Regions from separate parts of the Mus musculus genome. Here region 1 is linked to region 2. The links are chromatin loops, found by intact Hi-C in ENCODE. Cell type or tissue: heart. All regions are shown on one strand.

The links. Hi-C counts contacts between places; a loop is a spot of excess contacts. Peaks named below come from ENCODE experiments on the same cell type or tissue, not always from the same donor. Only the 100,000 strongest peaks of a DNase experiment are listed, where the experiment ranks them.
Region 1: it touches region 2 in a loop (3-fold over the local background); 14 of 42 quality-filtered maps call a loop at or near these places.

Annotation. Positions count from the first base shown.
Region 1 is chr17:51,284,541-51,292,540 of GRCm38, reverse strand. No RefSeq gene overlaps it. Among named protein-coding and RNA genes, the nearest start is that of Tbc1d5, 110 kb to the right of the region's middle. In heart, a CTCF peak has its summit at 3,572 (motif pointing right); a DNase peak (open chromatin) is centred at 3,560.
Region 2 is chr17:50,989,571-50,997,570 of GRCm38, reverse strand. The region is part of intron 3 of Tbc1d5 (TBC1 domain family, member 5); the gene reads left to right. Among named protein-coding and RNA genes, the nearest start is that of Gm31083, 110 kb to the right of the region's middle. In heart, no CTCF peak of the experiment used is centred here; a DNase peak (open chromatin) is centred at 3,730.

The DNA of each region.
Region 1 (8,000 bases), 290 kb before region 2:
TATTTGGCTAATAAGTCACAATCCATCATCGAGGGAAGCCAGAAACCTTGATGCAGAAACTGAGGCAGAGACCATGGAGGAATTCTGCTTCTCATGGGGGTTTGCTCCTCATTGCTTGCTTTCTTATACCATGCAGGACTCCCTGCCCAGGAGTAGCACCATCCACAATGAGCTCTGCCCTCCTACATCAATAATTAATCAAGGAAATGCTCCCATATAGTTCTATACAGGCCAATCTGTCAGAGATAGTTTCTCAGTTGGTATCCTAGCTGTGTGAAGCTGACAAAAATGTAAACGGCACAGAGCTGATCTCTCAGATTTCTCCTTCAATATTCTGTCATCTTCTCTCCATCAAAAGTCTCAATGCCCTTTTAAAAAGAGTAATCACCCATAAGCTCTAGTAGGGAAGGTATTGATGTTGTTTTGCTATACGGATATGTTATCAAACTGCCATCTAAATACTTAGGCTTATAGCCATAGATTAGTGCTGTGCTCAACGTTGGTCAGCAAGCTTCTTTTGCAGTGGGCAGCAGTCAAGGCAGAGACTCATAACTGGTGGAAGTGCTGAGACAGGAAATAGCTGTTGAGTGCCTGGCCATCAGTAAGACATTTATATCACAACCCAGCCCTCTCACCAAGGATCAGAGAACAGTGTAGAAGAGCCAGATAGATAGATTAGATTAGATAGATAGATAGATAGATAGATAGATAGATAATTTTTTTAAAAAATGGAAAAGCTAGAGGGTGGAGAGGAGTCCTATGAAACGCCATCATCTGTACATGTTGCAATCATGAATACATTGCAGCTATGGTGACCTTCACAAGCTCAAGCCAGTAAGATTGTCAATATTTTAGCAGATAGCATTAAATGAACAATGATCCCTGAGTCTTGGAGAAGAAGTTTCTCCCTAATTGGTGCTTTCAGGAAACCCTTCGTGGATACACTCCTAGGTATGTCTCCTAGTCGATTCCACATACTTTCAAGATGACAATCAAGATTAACTAACACACAGTAAAATACTGACCCAGTAACTTCCCAGAGAGACCATGTAACACAAACCCCAAGTGAAATGCCTTAGTTGTTCACTAAGAAATAAGAGATAGGAAGAAATGAACATATATTACTCTGTCTTTCACCCACTGATAGTTTTGAAATTCACATATCTATACACTCTCTCTGCAATTGTGCTCAGTGTCTGGATGTTACAGTCTGGATAGTGAATGTCCAGTCTCATGTGTTTAAGTGGCTCTGCAGGGTTGTTCTGAGGACTAAATGCTACCACAAAGATTAACACACATGTGTCAGCCTTTGATACTGTTGGGAGGCTATGAAAACTTCAGGAGGCAGAGTCCAACAGAAGAGAATCAGCTTACTGGAGTGTGCCCTTGAAAGAAATTTTGAGACCAAAGACACCATCTTTCTCCTTTTTCCTCATGGCCACCAAATGTGAGCAGCTTTCTTCATCATTGTTCACAATACTTATTTTGTCACAGGCCGAGGAGTCAGAGAAGCAACCACTTAGAGGTTAAAAACTCTGCAGCCATAGGCTAAAATACCTTTTTTCCTCTTTTACACTTTTTATCTTAGTTATCTGTCACAACAAAAAGCTGACTATGAGCTATGCAGTCAGCTTTTATCTGAGGCTATAACCAATTCAAAAATTCATCACCTTTTATTTGCTCTCCTGGTTTCTCTGCTGTTTTATTTTTTCCCTCATTTGGTTGTCCTGGGGTTGTAACCTACAAAAATACTGGGATATACTTCATGTTTTAGCTCTGTGTTCTAGAGACTCAAAAGTACACAGTCATTCCCCCACACACATTCTGACTCTCACACATACTCACACACACTCACAGACACACATAATCACACACATACACACACACACTCACCTTTTCCCTCCCTCTCTAGACAAGACCTACTTAGACTTTGGGCTTATTTTAGGGGTCATGGCCCCTTCTCTCTATATAACATCCTAAAACAGCCTGTGTATGCCTTGACACCCACATCCCTTCCACAACAAAACTCCTACTAATCTTTGTAGTAATGCTCTTCACAGAGAGCACATGGTGTGCCCAGCTTTGTGGTGGCATTTAGTCCTCACAACCACCCTGCAGAGCATCCAAACAGTGTAAACACTCATTCCTACTGAAGTATAAGCAGCTGACTCTTAGCCTTTGGAGTTTTCTGGATGAAGTCGATCCCATCAACAGAAATGAGTCACTCCATCATACTTTCATGTATTGCGTCCCACTCGACCAGCAAGAAAGACGCAACAAACCGGAATCTTCTGCGGCAAAAGCTTTATTGCTTACTTCTTCAGGAAGACCCTGAACCGGGAAAATAGCGCTGCTTATATAGCCCGCAGCATGACGTTTCAGCACCTGATATGGCGTGACAGCTCATGATTCGTTGCTCGTCCATCACCCCACTACTATGTCCCGAGAATGGGCAGTGACTAGGAGTGAATTCACTCTCGCACCTGCGTACAAGGCTTGTTTACTAGTTAGGCACAGCGGAGGCCAGTGCCATCTTATAATGGCGATTGCTCGCAGCATGCCCGGCTCTCCTCAGCGATTGCTTGCAGCACGCACGTGATTGCTCGCGGCATGGCTCTCCACATCATGCATCAAGGAGCATGGGGCTCCATGGGGCAGGCAGGACTCTGCCCTTCCTCATGCTCCTCAATTCACAGCCCCACACAAACCACTGACTTGTAGCTTTGGAAGTAGCTTGCCATTGCTTCAAGAGTATGTGTAATTCAAAGCCCCCTGAGATCAGACAAGTCTTTTATTTCTTGGGTATTCTATGTTTGCTTCTGAACTTGATTCCAGCCTCTGTTTGTTGAACCCACTCATGCTAGTGTATTCACTTTCTCTGTATATAATTGTGTCTAAAGAAACAAGGCATCCAAACGCAGAGGGGACCCAGACTCCTTCAACTTTCTTGCATATTTGATGAATTGCAGTTCAAGATATCCACGTAAAAGTGAAGTTACACATTATATAACCGACTGTTAGCTACACTAACCCTGGCCAAAAAAAAAAAAAAAAAAAAAAAAAAGAATGCCTGTCCTAAGATATGCCCTATACCACACTATGTGCTCTCTGTGAAGAGCATTACTACAAAGATTAGTAGGCCTTTTGCTGTGGGAAGGGATGTGGGTGTCTATGAGGATGTGTGTGGTGGACTCAGGGCTCAAGGCATACACAGGCTGTTTTAGAATGTTACATAGAGAGAAGGGGCATGACCCCTAAAATAAGCCCGAAGTCTAAGTAGGTCTTGTCTATAAGATGTCTATAAAGAAACCATGAATAGAAGAGAATAAAAAGACCCCAAACTCAGTAAGGCAGCATTCTCCCCCCACCCCTACCCACATGCAAGTCACTTATGCCTTACTTGTAAACAGGCCGAGTTGAGAGGCATTTTTACCTCCTTGGTGTTGCTGATACAGGCCAGATTAAACCAGAGGAAAAGCAGATGAAGGCAGGTTTATTGGGAGGCCGCTCTCTGATGGGTTCACTGATCTCACAGATGGAGGTCAGTAAAGTCATGCACCCAGAGTACAGCAGGGGGCGGTATAGAGCTTCTGCAGGAGGGTTAACATGTCGGCCAGGAGGTGAGATTGTGTCCATGCATGGTCAAAAACTGAGGCCCTGGACGGGCACAAAAGCTTTCTTTCTGTGGGCGGGGCTGGGGGAAAGATGACAGATGGGGTTTCCCAGCTTGTGTTGGGATTAGTATTCGTATTATTTTCTTGTTCTAAGACATTGTCTCATGTTGACCTCAAACTTCCGATGTAGCTGAGGTTCGTCTGGAACTCCTGAGCTTCCTGCCTCCACTTCCCAAGTTCTGGGACCACAGTCAGATGCTACCATGTCTGACTAAATTCTCCATGTGTTGTATTATTGCAACAAAAACTAGTGAGAGCCATCTGTGAAAACAAACCAGAAATGACCTAATGACCTCATTTCAACCTAATACTAGTGACCAACAAAAGAAAAAAAAAGAAGAAGGTTCAAAAAGAATTTTACATTATTCTAAAGATCATTTAAATATATGGACTTATATACATTTTCACTAGTACTAATAATGACTTCATTGCCTATATAGATTGTGTCTTGACATATTGGTTAATGGTATATAAAGTATACAGATGATGGTAATGATAACATGATATTATAATTAATAAAATATTTAACAAATAAATATCTAAAACACAGAGGCCTGTGCTGTTTTCCCATGATTAAGCAATATTCAATCTTTTAAAAAAAAAAATTATACCCAACATGTAAAGAAACAGTTGCGCTGTTATGTTGAGACAGGGTTTCGCTATAACGCTCAGACTGGCCTTGAACTCTTGAACTTGTGACTTTCCTGCCCCTGTGTTCAAAGGGTTGGGGTTACTAGTGTGAGTCACCAGGTTGAATATAGAGTTCGTTCTGAGCAGCAAAGCACAAAAGGAGAAGTATGGCTACAGGAACCCTAATTTCTTCTGCTTTGCTGACCGGTGACACATGTAAAAATGATCAGATAGGCATAAGGCAAAAGAACACCTTAGTCGGGATTTTTTTTTTTTTTTTTGGTCGTTTTTCGAGACAGGGTTTCTCTGTGTAGCCCTGGCTGTCCTGGAACTCACTTTGTAGACCAGGCTGGCCTGGAACTCAGAAATCTGCCTACCTCTGCCTCCGGAGTGCTGGGATTAAAGGCATGCGCCACCACGCCCGGCTCTTAGTCGAGATTTTAAAAAACCAATCTAAAATTCTTTCCAAAAAATTTACTGGAATTTGAACCCATTTCATGAGAGATATAGAAAACAGTCCCAACATTTTGGGAAAGATGTGACAAATCACAGGACATTACAAAAACTTGATACATAATTTGTATGAAAGTACAGTCATTTCTGGTTTGTTTCCACGGAGAGCACTCACTAGTTTTTGTTGCAATAATACAACACATAAAGAGTTAAGCCAGGCATGGTAGCATCTGACTGTGGTCCCAGACCTTGGGAGGTGGAGGCAGGAGACTCAGGAGTTCCAGACCAACCTCAGCTACATAGGAAGTTTGAGGCCAACATGAGACCATGTCTCAAAACAAGAAAATACAGTAATACAGATACTAACAATAAATGAAATTTTTCATTTTATTAAATAAAGTTTTAAAATGTGGATAAAATGTAATTTCAACTAGTATTTGGTGGTAAAACTGTTAGGGCCAAGTTTTTGTTGTTGTTGTTGTTGTTTTGGTTTGGTTTGGTTTGTTTGATAAAAATTATAAGGATTTTAGCTAAGCTTTCTGAGAGCTCTCAGGCTTCATTCAACATTCACTCTGCTGCATGAGGTCAAGCATCAGCAGCTAAGGAGTTGGAGCTGGGAGTACATAAAATCCTTCTGGACACCATTGGTACACTCAACTTTAGTTTTTAAACAGCACTGAAGTGAACTCTTTAAAATGAAGTGAGACACAGGTGACCATGGCTACGTTTTCTTCAAAACAAAGATGTGGAAAGTCCCAAGAACTACAGGTGCATGTGTACATGAAGAAGTGTTCCAAGTAGGTAACTTTCTTCTGTGATAGAAACAGGGCCATCTGAGCCATAGGTATCTCAAAGTATATTTGTAACGATAACAAAGTAGTGTTTCAGTAATGAATAAGAAGAAGCTGGCTGGAAAAATAAAGACATTTAGGATAGGTATATGGATAGACTTCCATAGTTAATTGATTTTAATGACAAGTAAGATAATTGCATCCAGTGTCTAAATAAAAGACCTCCCATCAGTGCGTTCTAAACATTTGAAAACACGATTTAAAAAAAAAAACTTCCTTAAAACTCTTCCAAGCAAAAATTTCAGTGGAGTTCAAATGCATTTGATAAGAATGACAAATGGCAACATTGCTTATTGGTTTGTAAGGACTATAGATTGATATCAGAGAAGACAGAAGCAAGCAAGCAAGGATTCGAATGCATGCATGTATGTGTATGCGTGTGCTGCATGTATAATTGTATATGTGTGAACATGTTGGGGGAAGGTGGTGTGTGTTGTATGTGTGATTGTATATGTGTGCACAGGATCGGGAAGAAGGTGAGTGTGTGTGTGTGTGTGTGTGTGTGTGTGTGTGTGTGTGTGTGTGCCCACACATACTCAAAGGGGAAAGGTCAATATTCAGTATCTTCCTTAAACATTTCTCCATCATATATTTTGAGACAGATTCTCTCCTTGATCTCACTGATACCAAACCATCTAGCCAGTAAATTCCAGGAATTTGCCTATCTCTGCTCACTTCAAGCCCCCATCAGCATTAGGATTACAGGTTCATGAAACCACACGAGGCTTTTTAGATGGGTGCTAGGGTCTGAACATATGAACTTTATGCTTGTATAGTAGACACCTTACCGACTGAGCCACCTCCCCAACCCTTACCAGTCAACTTCCCATAGTTCGTGAAGGGTATCTATTCAAAATAGCAATAAGAAAATTCTCTCAATTGGGCTTAAGTGTGTTTGTATATTACATTATCCAGAAGCAAAAAGAAATACAAAAATCTTTCAATGGTTTAAAAATTAAGAAGCATCTATTTAAATGACTGTATCAAAGTTTAAAAACAAAGTGATGCAAACTCAAATACAAATAACAATCTTTAAAAAAAAGACTTACACCATTGATAATTCAAATTAAACAATGATCTTGTGTGTCTTCATTAGCTCATTCTCTGGCATAATAGTTTTCTCTATAATTGGTAAGTATAATGTTTAGAATGAAAATGACCCCCATAGGTTCATATATCTGAACACTTTGTTACCAGTGACCGGAATATTTTGGAAGGATTAAGGGGTGTGGCCTTGTTCGAGAAGTTGTGTCACTAAAAGCTGATTTTAATACCAGACCGATCTCACTCACTCTGTCTGTCTCTGCCTCTCTCTGTCCCCCCTCCCTCTCCCTCTCTCTCTTTCTGCTTGTCTGCCTTTGGATCAAGACGTGAACTGCAAGCCCCATGCCTGGCTGAGTGCCATCATGCTTCCTACTATGATGATAATGGACTAATCCTCTGAAACTCTAAGCAGGCTCGCAGTTAAATGAGTTCTTTTATAACATTTGTCTTGGTCATGGTGTCTTCTCACAGCAATAGAACAGTGAGTAAGAGAACAAGTAAATAACTATGTTAAAGGTACACAGGCAAAGAATCTTTAGTTATAAGAACACACAAACATCTTGGAAAGTCTCAATTCTTGTGTCAGTGTTAATTACAGGGCATTTTGTGACACCATACAGCCAGAATGACATGCGACATCACTGGAAATGCAAACTGGAAGGCTCTACTCAGTACTCGCTGAATCAGAGTGTGTCAGACCAGAGGATGGGGATATGGAGCCTAACAGAATCTTGAAGTGATTCTGTGATCTAGTTTCAAATACATCATCCTAAAACAAGTCTGATCCAAACACTTTAAACATAACCTGGTACTGAATAGAGACCAAAGTCCTCTCCATCCATTCAGAGCCTCCTTTCTTGTCCCCTCATGACTCCTTATAGAATTTGGATGCACGTGATATTCATTCTCTGTTCTCTCCTTTGCTTCTGCTCTTTTCTCACTTGGAATTTCTCTCCTCAGCCTTCCTGAGGCTATGTAACCAAAATATCCACAACTTTTCAATGTTTGCCACACACATTGCCTATTCTAATACTTGCATAATATCAAAAGAAGAAAAATAAAATTAGCTGGAAACTCTCCTCCCCTCCTCATATCTCTCATATGTATTTTATTGCCCAGAGCATGTCATCTGTATGGGTGGGTCTGATACTGTCCTGTTTCCCAATTGGTTCTTGATCTGTCAATAAAGAAGCCATAGGCCAATTGCTGGGCAGAAGGAATAGGTGGGACTTCCAGGTCTCTGGTGGAAAAGAGATAGAAGCAAGGGAGGAGGGGAAGAGTTTGCCAAGCTTTGGAGAAAGAAAAGTCAAGCAGCTATGTAAGGACTCAGGAGGAGCAGTGGCCTGTG
Region 2 (8,000 bases):
TTTTCAATGATGATGGCTGTCAGTTTGTCATAGATAGTCTTTATTATATTGAAACATACCTCCTTTATCCATAGTTTTATTATAAAGCCTTTATTAAGAAGGGATGTTAGATATTTTTCAAAGACCTTTTCTTCTTCAATTGAAATGGTCCTGTGATTTCAGTTTTGACTCCAGTGGTTAACTGTATTTATTGATTTATATGTTGAATATGCCTGCTTCTCTGGAATAAAGATAATTTGATCATAATGAGTGCTCTTGAATTTGTTGTTGAATACACTTTACACGTATTTTATTGACAGCTTTAATGTCTCTTTTTCATCTGAGAGATTGTTTATAATTTCTTTTTTTTTTCTTTCCTTCCTTCTTGTTTTTGTTTTTGTTTGGTTGGTTAGAACTTTGCCTCCTCCTTTTCCAATTTATGAAATAATTTCAGGAGTATTGGTGTCCTTTGCTATAGGGTTTGTTTGTTATAATTCTCTGATACATCTTTTGGCCCCAGGATTTATTATTAAACTTTTAAGTGGGAAAGTTTTAAAAACTGCTTCCAACTCAATGGCTGCTATATGTTTACTTAAACTACTTATTTCATCTTGACTTTACTTTGTTAGATCAAATATATCTAGAAATCCAACTATTTCATTTCTATTTTTAAGTTTAATGGAATAGAGTTTAGTTTTTAGGTAGGCCTGATAGTCACTGGATTTTTATAGTATCTGTTATAATACTTGTCAATCTTGCTACATTTTCCAAAGGACTAACAATTTATTTAATTGATTTTTTGTCTTTTGATTTAAATTCAACAAGTTCCACCTTGATGCTTGTTATTTATTATTGTCTACTTCTTTTGGGGTTGTCTTGTTCTTCTTATTCCAATTCCTTAACATTCCCCATCATAAAACACCTTTAATTATTTTTTTTAATTGTATACACTTAGAGCTATACAGCTCACTCCAAGGACTGACTACCTTCATTATAGCCCATAGATATGGACATGTGTTTTCATATCATTTAATTGTAGGAACTTTTAAATTTCCTTCTCAATATCCTACAGTGAGTCATTCTTTTTTTTTTTTTTTTTTCAGACTACAGTATTTCTGCCCATGTCATCTGTGAGAGTGGCTTCAACCAGCTTTACTGTGCAAAGTTTTTCTTTCAATTTCTATTACAACAGTGAGTTAGAGTGGGTTTGATATGGTCTAGGGATCTTGATTACATTAGCTCTTTCTGCCAATTAAAGAATTAAAAGGGAAGAAAAATCTTAAGCCCAACATGTAATAATAGAGGATTCTCCAGTACCTCAGAGAGAAACAGCAATTGAAGAAAATTGATTATTGTAGGTGAGGAAACCCAGTAAGGACACAGAGAAAAAGACCTTCTACAAATCAGAGAAGGAACTAAAACATCGCCTGCACCCCCAAATCAGTCTTTCTGGAGCTGGGATTTTTAGATCTCCAAAGTGTTTCCTTCCCCTAACTTAAGGTTGAACAGTTTGAAGAAAGCTAGAATCATTGATTGACACAGAACTCTTGTATCATATTTCCTAAGCAGGCCTTGAACTTGTTTAGCCAGTTCATCAGCAGCTAGTGTGTAACAAAAGATTGCAAAGCCTTTGTTTTAAGCTTTCAGGCTTTTGTCTCAAGTCAGAAGGGTGAGGAAGAAGCTGGCCATCTCGGAATTCTCCTACCCAGGCATGGCCCCCTCCCTACATGTCTGCTAACTAGGTAGTCTGTCTACCTCCTAGTCCTTCTATGCTTTGGGTATGACTTAGTCCTTTTCTTTTATAGCTTTTACTATACTTTTTTTGTTGTTGTTGTTCCATATATTTAATGTTTTAGCTGTAACATTTTTATTATACTTGGGCTCACAACTTGTGCTCCAAGTCAGATCTGCCCACCCATCTTCAATAAGTCAACTTTAAAAAGCCATATTAAATATGGAATTCATGAAAGGAGATTTATTCACTGTGGCCACATTGGGAAGAGGGACAAAAATCTAGAAAATGTTTCAAGTTTGTCTTCAGTGTCCTGAAGGGAGATCACATTTAAAGAGAGGACCAAGGATATGCACAAGTAAGCAGTCCCACTCAGGGTGTGCTCCATCCACCACTATCGGATCCCCAGTCTCACCCTATTGGGTGATCTACAGGTTGTTAGGGTTGTGAGAAAACTCTTTCCTGGAAACAAAGGTCCTCTTTTGGTTGCTGCCTTTTCCTTTATGTAACATTAAATTTCCTGAGAAAATTCCAATTTGTTTGAGGCCCATTGTTTCAGTAGTCTTGATAGTCAAGTTGACTCAAGCGTCTCTTTAAGATATCTCCATTTCTGTTAGACTGGTTACAGTTTCCTACTTTCTGTCTTAGCATCTCACTCTTGAGGTGCAACATGTCTATATTGGAAACAAATATAATGCAAATAGGGAGTAAAATTAGAACATGTTTTCTTAATGTGGGGCAGCAATGCATGCAACCCATTTTCATAAGCTCTTGGTCTTTTGTTACTTTTAGAAAGGTTGGCTCAGGCAGTTTCATCTTGTTGTTTTGAGAGGGTCTTTTCAAAATGCCTAGGCTGGCCACAAATTTATGAACCTCTTCTTTTAGCTTTACAACTCACAGGAAAGCACACCATGACTTCTGTGACTTTATATCAGTTCTTCCAACAATCCCCCCCCCCCCAAGCCCCTTGCTTCTGAATAGTATTTTCTGAAGACAAAGTCTAGTGCTTTGTTTTCCATAGTCCTTCAATGCTGGGGAATGATCACCCTGGTTGGTCTGGTTTGATCCCATGTTTGGAGATATAAGTCAGGGAGTTCATGCCAATAAACCCTTTATACCCAAGCTAAGCATATGGTGTACTGAAGAAATGACCTTTAGGTCAGACATGCGAAATCCATTCTGTTTGTGCTATGGGTAATATCCTAGCATCTCAAAAATGTCATTCGGGTTCCTTATCAGAAGCTATACTTCTCTAGTTATATTCTGTAGAATGTTATAAGGCTTTTCACTACCATAGCTACCAAATCATACACAATTGTAAGCCATAAGTCTTTTACAAAAACATAACCAGTACTAAAACTACTATAAACCCTGTAAACAGTGTGGTCAGGATCTGCCTGCAATCATCCACATTTGCCTATATGTATAGTTAAAGAGCCTATAGTTAAAGATTCTGAAACAGAATGGTTTTAAGTCTTCCAGTTATACAAGTCACTGATAGAGAAGGAGACATAAACCATGAATGAGTGGAACTTCCACCCCAGTCACTACTCACATTACTCAGATTACCCCAGTGTGACTAGAACACTTTACAGGGCACACAGAGCTGCTTAAGCCTCTAGGATTAGACTGCAGGGGTTCTCTTGGATGAGAGGCTGGGCTGTTGCCCTCTTCCACACAGGGAACAGGACCTTTTTTCACCTAGAGCAGTATTCACCTAAGTAAGACAGAACCAAACAGTCAGGAAGAGATAGATCAATTTCTTCTAGAATGGCTGAGAGAACAGGCAGAGGTTTTGACTTCCTCTGAGTGCCCTGGCCAAGACAAATGTAATTTAGAGTCAATACCACAAGAGCACAGGTTGTAAGCCAGAATGGAAGTACTTTTTACAAGAGAACGATTGTTTACTACAGGGAAACTGGTGGCTGCAACACTTGGGAGCTGCTGGTGTAATCATAGCAAAAGGCAGTAGCCAGCTGCTGTGCAGCCACTTTCACCCCTGGAAAGCAGGATATTGCAGCATGGGTGGTCAGCCCACTGTGGCCTGTGAGCCTTCAGGAAGTCATGTGCTGTCTCAGAGATAGTAATGGCTACAGTCTTGCAATGACTCACTACTTCCCCATTTTAGATCTGTTTCTCCAACCAATATAACTGACAAAAACACACAAAGTGAAATAGACACACATCTCTCATACTGAGAGACACATAGTAAAGTCAGCCAGGGGTGGCTACCATACACTCATGTATCTGAACAGGCCAGGTGAGTTCTGTGATGCAGAATCTATGCTCCTGTATGTCTTCTCCTCTTGTGTCCTACCTAGATGTCACCTCCTGCAGATGACACTTAACCTTTGGAGTCATCCGAATCAGATGACTTTTGTCTTTTGGGGAACTGGATTCAGATGCTTCTAGAGTACTAGACAGTGATTGTTGGGAGAGGTTTTCCCCAGCGCCTGGGATAAATCAAGGTACATACCCTCTAGGACTCCTCTATAGCCAGAGTATTCCTTCCTACTCCTGTGGGTACCATCAGTTTTGGGATCCAGTCTCTAAGGCTCTCACTGGGGCATGGGCACAACCTGAACCTCTAAAATGCTTCAGGGAGTCCACCAGTTATGTCATAGCCCACAGTCAGTTAAAAGTCAATTCCTGTTAGTTGGGAGTACACTTAGATATTCTGTACCTAAATGTAGTATCGGACATTTAGATCAAAGTGCTTTTAAAGGCAAAACCCTATCCTGTATCTCATCTGGCAGTTATAGGTGGATATTTTGTGCAAGCAAGCAGTTTGGCAGAAGCTATAATACACAATAAACTGGAGTTTTAATAAAACAATAAATAACGTTTTGCTCAAGCAGGTAGTGTAACAGAAGCCCAGATAAATTAGCTGGGGCATCTTGACCTTAGTTTTTTAGAATCATTTAAGTAATTTTCCACAGGTTTCTCCATCAAAGAGATCAAATTATAGTTAAATCTGAAATGGACTCAGCAAGAATACAAGGTAGAGGAAACTCTGTACTATCTTGCCCTTTTATAGTAGGAAAGGCCTGTATTGAGGCAGCCTAATGAAACTCCTTATTCAAATATATTTTTCTTGCTTTCTGTTTTCTGTAAGATCAGTTCTAGAAGTGTTTAACAATTGCCTTGCCATTGAATTTTAAAATCCTAGGAAAGTTAACACATTGGTCCAGTTGCATGAATGCAAACTTGAATTAGAAAATGCATTTATTAATTAGGGCATACTTAACATTTTTCTAGATACCTTCTAATTTGTTAGTTTGTATAAAATCAATAACCAATTACTTTGATATCTGTTATGGTGTGTAGTAATAGTTAAATTTGATAATTAGTTTGTCATAGATTTTAAAATATAATAATATAATAATTTTTAATTTTCATTATTATCAAGTTTGTCATTTCTGTTAATAATTATGCATTATAAAATGGTAAATGCAAGTAATTATAGGTTTCAAATTTTATAAGCTATTTTTAAAGTAACAATTCTTTAATAGAAAATACATTTTACAAATTATATATACTTTCTGATTCATTACTTCTTGGAATTTTGAAGGACTCATAATTTTTTTAATTGAGTATGAAGGTTCCAGTGAGTTTGATTTATAGTGATAGATGTTTTGTAATATTAATGATATGCTTGAAAACATTTATCTTGGATTTTTTGTATGAACTTTGAAACTTTAGATTCAAAATTCTTTTAATATTGAATGAATGTATTCAATTATCAACTAAAAAACATGAATGAGATTAGTTACCATTGTTAACAAATGGCAGTTAATACCCTGCAAATAGTTTCTATTTGAATTTTTTAGATACAACAAAAAAGATATTAACTCCCTATAGTGTTTCAGTTAATGGATGTCTTTTCATTTTTATTAAGTTTTGCACACCCATTATTAATACTGTCTTAAGGAACCAAAAAAAAAAAAAAACCAAACCAACTTTTCTTAAGACAAAATGGTGTTAGTCATCCAAAGTTTTAATAAAATTCTTACTTGTATTTTTTTTTTTTAGACTGTATTTATAGATTGTCACTTGATGAATCAGTCTTGTCTAAACAGGGAGAACTTGTAGTGAAATTTCAAGTGTATGATTCATTGACCTTAATATTATTGTCTATGTTTAAATGAATATTTTCTAATACTCTTTGACGCCATGCTTACTTTTAGGAAGCTCTTCTCTAAGTCTGTTTTCGTGTGCTCTCTCCTGCCTATTCAGATTTTATTATTATAGAAATATAATAACTACGATTAACTAAATTACAACATTGTAGGCTGCAAACCTCTCTGGAAATAGGATATGTATATAGTAAGGGTTTGCTGTGGTCATGGCAGATAGCCTGTAGAGTTGGTGTAGCTCAGTGCTAAGTTCCATTACTATTAAAATAAGACCATAACTTAGTATCTTTTGTTAAATATTAGTAAAATAAATTTTTCCTATAGTAAGACATAGTTATGTGCAGGACTGTAGAAGCTCATTATTTTGGAGAATTTTGTGGATCATTGACGCTATCTAGGAAATGTTTTAGAGCCTCAGTATGGCCTTTCTGTTAATCACTCTCCAAGCTGTGTACTTACTTCTAACAGTCTGTAGAGCTCTATTGCTCAGGACTCATCATGAAGTCCTGTGTCATGTGCCCTAAGTTTGCTCAGAGTACAGTTCACAGAAGGTAACTTCTAGTGATAGGCTGTCCCCACCAGCTCAGCAAGTTCTTTCTACAACTATCCATGCCATCCACCTCCACGGGAAACCCAGCAACACCTTCTGCTACTTTCCTTTCATAATTTTCTGAATTTTTTTCCTTTCTTTTTTATAACTTTGTGAGCATGTTTGAGTGTAGATAGTGTATCTGTGTTTAAATGGGTCAGTTCCTGGAAGGTGTGGACATGGGTTGGTTCTTGGAAGCAAGAGATCAACATCAAATGGCCTCTCCTATTTTTTTCCACCTTAATTTTTGAGACAATATTGCTTCACTGAACTTGGTGCTTGTTGATTTGGCTAGACTTAGTGAGTAAGGAGGACCAGGATCTCTGTCATTTGAATTGGAGTTGCAGACATGATAGCCATATTAGCTTTCTATAATATTATATTCTATAATATCTATAAAACCTCAGGTGTTTACGTGTATTTGCGGAAAGGGCTGTGCCCACTGCACCATTTGATTCTCTGCTATTTAAAATATGCACTCAGAAGGCAGAGGCAGGTGGATCTCTGATTTCCGGGACTGCTAGTCCACGGTACCAGGACAGTCAGGGCTACACAGAGAAACCCTGTTTCAAACAACAACAAAACAAAAACCAAAACAAACAAAAGAGCAAATGTGGTACTGAATGTAACATGAAGATTTCATGAAACTTTTCTCAGTATCTTGATGACATACATAACCTCTATTCTCTGAGACAAGTTGATCTGACTTAAAACAATGCCCAAAAAATATTTTCTTTCCAAAGAGTTTTTATTATTTAAAAATAACAATTTTAAGATAGAGAAATTAATCAGACCATTATTTGATCTTTAAAATGTAGATAAATTCAAGATAATAAAGAAGATTAAACTGTCTCCTCACAGTTTGCTTTAAAATACTGTGTATCGGCACATGACTACATTTTAACCATAATATTTTTAATCATGCTTTCTGAGGATATTAAAGTTAATAAAACATTTAATTGCTTTTTCTAATCTTAGTTTGAATCAAAGCCTCTCCCCTATACACTAGTAGAAACCTAAAAAGTAAATACCACTTCTCTGACAGGTCTTTCTTGAGTGTGCAGTGTTTTTCAGTGTTCCGACTTAGCCTGCGGTGATACTTTCAAATTCAGTGCTTTCAAATGTAAGCTAAAGGCACATTTGAGTAACTATTCTTATCTGTAGTGTTTGTCTATCTACTTTAACCTAGTTTAAATATTTTTATTCTTTTCGAAACAGATAGATCTTGGTGCATAAAAAATTTCTATAGAAACTTATTATAAATCTTCACTTAGCATGATTTCAACAGTTCATGGATCAAACAAATAAATATCATTATCTCAACATGAGTGTAGTTAAAGCAAAAAGAATATCTTGAGTTTACTTATCCTATTTTGAAATTTAAGTTACAGTTATATGATTATTGTCATAATAACTTAGATACATATATGTTAGAAATTATTACTTGAAAATACTGGGGATTTGTATAATCATTCCAGCTAACACAAATTGAGAACATTTTTTTCTTCAAATGAGCATATTACTTCATTTTTAATTTTTCCCCTTATTGAAAATAGAATCTTTT